Linked DNA regions of Homo sapiens: region 1 is linked to region 2. Evidence: chromatin loops called from intact Hi-C (ENCODE). Cell type or tissue: Panc1. All regions are shown on one strand. Region 1 overlaps INO80 (INO80 complex ATPase subunit). Region 2 overlaps EXD1 (exonuclease 3'-5' domain containing 1).

Region 1 (2,500 bases), 100 kb before region 2:
CAGAAGTGGGAGAATCGCTGAAACCCAGGAGGCAGAGGTTGCAGTGAGCCAAGATCACACACCTGTACTCCAGCCAGGGCAAGAGACGAGACTCCGTCTCAAAAAAAAAAAAAAAAAAAAATTAAAACACACTATAACCTCCATAGTTTAAAAAGTGTCATACTAACCTATATGAAGTATATGTGTAAGATGCAGATCTAGTTTTATCTAAATTGCTACCCAGTTGTCTCGGCACTACTAATTTGTAAGTCCACCAGCTTATTCTACTCATCTATTTGCCTATTCATGTGCCAGTACCATACTTTTTTAACTGTAGAGGTTTTGTAGCGTGTTCTAACGTTTAGTGGGGATTTTTCCAATTCTTCCCCAGCTACTCCTACATTCTGACTTCATCACATGGACTTTAGTATCAACTTTTCTCAATTCATAAAATATCCCGTTTCTAAAAAAAATCCAATTTATAATGAAATATCCTGTTCCTATCAGGATTGCACTCAATTCATCCTTAAGAGTAATATGTAAACAACTGGTGAATCTCACTTAAGGGTAAACAGACATTCCTTGGACTATAATTGCAACTTCTTTAAAAAAAAAAAAAAAACGCTACATATGGCATCTGGTTTGCAACTATTAATTTTGAAATTATATCAAAATAACATGTTATTGGCTGGGCGTGGTGGCGCACACCTGTAATCCCAACACTTTATGAGGCGGAGCCAGGCAGATCACCTGGGGTCAAGAGTTCGAGACCAGCCTGGCCAACATGGTGAAACCCCATCTCTACCAAAATACAAAAATTAGCTGGGCATGGTGGCATCTGCCTGTAGCCCCAGGTACTTGGAAGGCTAAGGAAGGAGAATTGTTTGAACCTGGGAAGCGGAGGTTGCAGTGAGCCGAGATGATGACACTGCAATCCAGCCCAGGCGACAGAGCAAGACTCCATCTCAAAAATAATAATAATAAAATAAAATGTTATCAAAACCAAATGAATTAAGAGGAAAAATGCTTATACATGTTTAACTCGTTCACATTTTATTCTAGTGCCTGTGATTATCCAGCAACATTCAAACATTTGTAAATTCTCTAAGAAACATATCAACTCCTTTTTATTTTATTTAATTTTTGAGATAAAATAAATAAATATTTATTATGTTACACATTCTGTTACACAAGCTAGAGTGCAGTGGTGCGATCTCAGCTCGCTGCAGCCTCAACCTCCTGGGCTCTATCTATCCTGCCTCAGCCACTTGCATAGGGAGGGCTACAAACATGTGCCGCTACGCCCAGTTCATTTTTGTAGTTTTTGGAGAGATGGGGTTTCACCATGCTGTCCAGACTGGTCTCAAACTCCTGGGCTCAAGCGATCTACCCACCTCAGCCTCCCAAAGTGCTGGGATTACAGGTGTGACCTGCCATGCCTGGCCTCTTTTTAATTTTTTCTAATATCACCTATAAATTGGCTGTCAAGTATCTATTGCTATATTTAGGAAAACTGCATTCTTTTCTTGAAGAAGTTGTCCTCCAATTTTTTGACCACGGAGCATCACACAATAACTAATTGTCTTGTGAATTCTGACCACATTCTAGAAGAAACTGTTAACTGAAAGAGTACTACTCAGCATTTTCTTGATTCCAACAGATTAGTTTCTTTGCAGAATTCCTATCTGTGAAAGTATCTAGCTCTCAGAGTTCCTCTTTAGTGGGTGGGGAGAGAAAACATTCTCCTAATTTCCATCTCCTGGAGGCATTCACTTACCTTTGGTAGTTCCTTTTTCACAATGCTGAGCCATACTTTCCTGCGACGAGCATTCAGCTGCTCAATGGATAAGTGCTTTTTCTTAGTGCCAGGGGGAGGTGCATCGTGAGAAAACTTGGCAAAGACTTTGGTCTGGTGGTGATGGCGACGAGGGGATTCTTCAGAGGAAAGTTCTTCATCTCTTCGTCTTTTTTTCTTCACTTTTTTCAACTTAGCTGCAAAAGAAACAGATGCAACAGGTTGCACTTCCACAGGAGATAGTCACAAAGCAACCTCATGACTTAAAACATGCAAGGTTCTTTCCTTATTCCACCTGACACTGACAACACATATCCCTTTATCTACTCAGACCCATGAATATTCCTTGAGGAAGAAAAGTAACAGAGAAGAAGAAACATACTGATTGATACCTCACTAACCTGGAAAAGAACACTGGATACTCACTCTGTTTATATGAAAGTGAAATACAGAATAAAACCCGAGAACCAAATTTCTTTTATTTTTTTTCCGAGACGGAGCCTCGCCCTGTCGCCCAGGTTGGAGTGCAATGGTGCAATCTCGGCTCACTGCAACCTCCACCTCCCAGGTTCAAGCGATTCTCCCGCTTCAGCCTCCCGAGTAGCTGGGACTACAGGCGCGTGGCAAGAACCAAATTTCTTTTGAACCTAATAGGTAAGGATGTGTCTGAGGTATCACAGACTCAAGTAATAGTCAAAGGAAGGAAACTTATTTCTACTTGGTGGC
Region 2 (2,500 bases):
TAAAGTTATCAGGTACCAATTTTTTAAATGAATTGTTAATAGTTTTACCAGGTCTCTTCAAAGGAATCCAAAAGTCAAGAAGCAAAACAAAATTTGAAAATGATGGAGTCTTCCTGATACTAAGCCCAAGATTCTTCCTTTCTTCAAATCCTCTAAACCCAAATTATGAAAAATAATGCACTCTGGTCACTGAGAACATTTCTACACAGTGACATAATCAGAAATTATACTTCTTCCATTATTTAACTTATTCATTCTCATTCTCCGCATACCAGGAACACAGGAGTAAGCAAGAGGATATAATTTTCCCCTGTGACTGAAGCATTACTACATTTACAACATGAGAAACCTGGGCACTGTGGAAAGCCCTGATGGCAAAGGAAATAAGCCATCTGTATGGCCTTAAGAACAAACTGCCCATCTCTAGGGCAGATTTAGAAAAGGACTTATCCAGGAATCGATCTTCTCCAAGGCTGGACAGGGAGGGAGTGTGGAAACCACAGTCTTTCTGATAGGATAAAAAGTGTCACTTGGAGACACTCTGGTTTCCTGAGGAAAGGAAGACATTGAAACAGCCTGTTTTGTGCATTTTAAATCTTCCTTGTTTTCCACCATCAATAACTGTTCTGTCTCCTCTTTCAAAGATAAACTTGCCTGAAACTCATGTTTGGGTGTCATAAAGTGTTCTTTCTGAGTTATTCTCTGGTCCTCTGACCCCTTTGACTTTGTGCAAATGAGTTTGTTACTGGAATCCTCACTGGTTTCCCCTTCCTCTGTGGGAGGTAGATGTTGAGGATTTGTAGCTTGTTTATTCAAAGATTCTTCTTTCAGTAAATTCACATCCCCGTGAAAGTCTTGAGATGTAAAACTTGGAGCTTTATCTATCCTAAAATTTTTACCAAATAAGAAGCCTTTGACTTTCTCCTCTTTCCCTGCTGTCTCTGTCACTAATTTCTTTGGCTGTAGCACTGTCCTTATCAGGAGTCCCTGTGCATTCACCCTATATTCTCTTGCAGCTTTCTCCCTGCGCTGCTTCTGGAAGTCCTTGAGTTGAAGCAGTTCCTCTGGCAGCTCCATACATGTAGGCTAAGAAGAGAAAGCGAACACAAGTTTATTATAACTAAACTTCTGAATATGGTACTTAAAATCACTTTTTTTTTTTTTTGAGATGGAGTCTCGCTCTGTCGCCCAGGCTGAAGTGCAGTGGCACGATCTCGGCTCACTGCAAGCTCTGCCTCCTGGGTTCAGGCCATTCTCCTGCCTCAGCCTCCCAAGTAGCTGGGACTACAGGCGCCTGCCACCACGCCCAGCTAATTTTTTTTCTATTGTTAGTAGAGACAGAGTTTCACTGCGTTAGCCAAGATGGTCTCGATCTCCTGACCTCGTGATCCACCTGCCTCGGCCTCCCAAAGTGCTGGGATTACAGTCGTGAGCCATAGTGCCCGGCCTGAAATCACTTCTGTTGTACCAAATGGTAATTGGTAAATGAGAGTCTATTCAAATGTGTTCATATAGCACCCTCTGGTGTCTTCAATTATAGTAGTATCATTTTTCTAGTAATTTCAATATTTTGAAAAGGCAGTGAATCCATAGGGCTGTGTGTCTCTGTGTGTATGCACGTATGTATAAAGACTATACAGGAAAAGTTAGTCTCCCTTCCAGCCTGGCCTCAGCTGCGTTAGCAGGTACATCTTCTTAGAGCAGTTTCTTGTGTTATCTCCCAAAGATAGTCTACTCATGTATGATCATATACATATTTTTTCATTGGATTACATTTTTATTTTCCTCCAAATTTTTATTTTGTTATCTCTTTCAGGTTTTGGGAAGTTTTTTGTTTTGTTTTGTTTTGATTTTTTTAGACAGGGTCTTGCTCTGTTGCCTTGGCTGGAGTGCAATGGTGTGATCATGGCTCACTGTAACCTATAACACCTGGCCTTTAGTGATCCTCCTGCCTCAGCCTCCTGGGTAGCTGGAAGCACAGGTGCATGCCACCATGCCTTGCTAATTTTTGTGGGGTTTTTTTTGAGACAGGGCCTTGCTCTGTCACCCAGGCTGAAGTACAGTGGTGTGATCATGGCTTACTGCAATCTCCACCTCCTGGGCTCAAGCAATCCTCCCACGTCAGCCTCCCCCACTCAGAGGAGCTGCAACTTCAGGTGTGTGCCACCACGCCTGGCTAATATTTAATTTTTTTGTAGAGACAGGGTTTCACTATGCTGGCCAGGCTGGTCTTGAATCCCTGGGCTCAAGTGATCCTCCCACCTCAGCCTCCCAAAGTGCTGGGATTATAAGCATGAGCCACCACACCCGGCATCCGATTATATTTTTTAGCTGCTTGTATGGATATCAAAAATCTAGTAATTTTTACATTTGTACCCAGGCACTTTATAAATTGTCTTTTTGTTTGTGGTAGTCTTTTTCAGTTGTTTCTCTTCAGTTTTTAGTTGTATAGCTGGCAAGTCATAATTCTGATTCCTTTTTTCAATTTCCATAGCTCATA

Evidence for each region. Peaks named below come from ENCODE experiments on the same cell type or tissue, not always from the same donor. Only the 100,000 strongest peaks of a DNase experiment are listed, where the experiment ranks them.
Region 1: a loop joins it to region 2, with 2.1 times the contacts of the local background. A loop is called at or near these places in 3 of 110 quality-filtered maps.

Annotation. Positions count from the first base shown.
Region 1 is chr15:41,083,613-41,086,112 of GRCh38, forward strand. INO80 (INO80 complex ATPase subunit) reads right to left here. Exons shown (of 36, transcript NM_017553.3): 7 at 1,757-1,971. Among named protein-coding and RNA genes, the nearest start is that of INO80, 31 kb to the right of the region's middle. In Panc1, no CTCF peak of the experiment used is centred here; no DNase peak of the experiment used is centred here.
Region 2 is chr15:41,183,508-41,186,007 of GRCh38, forward strand. It overlaps EXD1 (exonuclease 3'-5' domain containing 1), which reads right to left. Exons shown (of 12, transcript NM_001286441.2): 12 at 1-1,086. The coding sequence ends at 424. Among named protein-coding and RNA genes, the nearest start is that of EXD1, 46 kb to the right of the region's middle. In Panc1, no CTCF peak of the experiment used is centred here; DNase peaks (open chromatin) are centred at 1,041 and 1,494.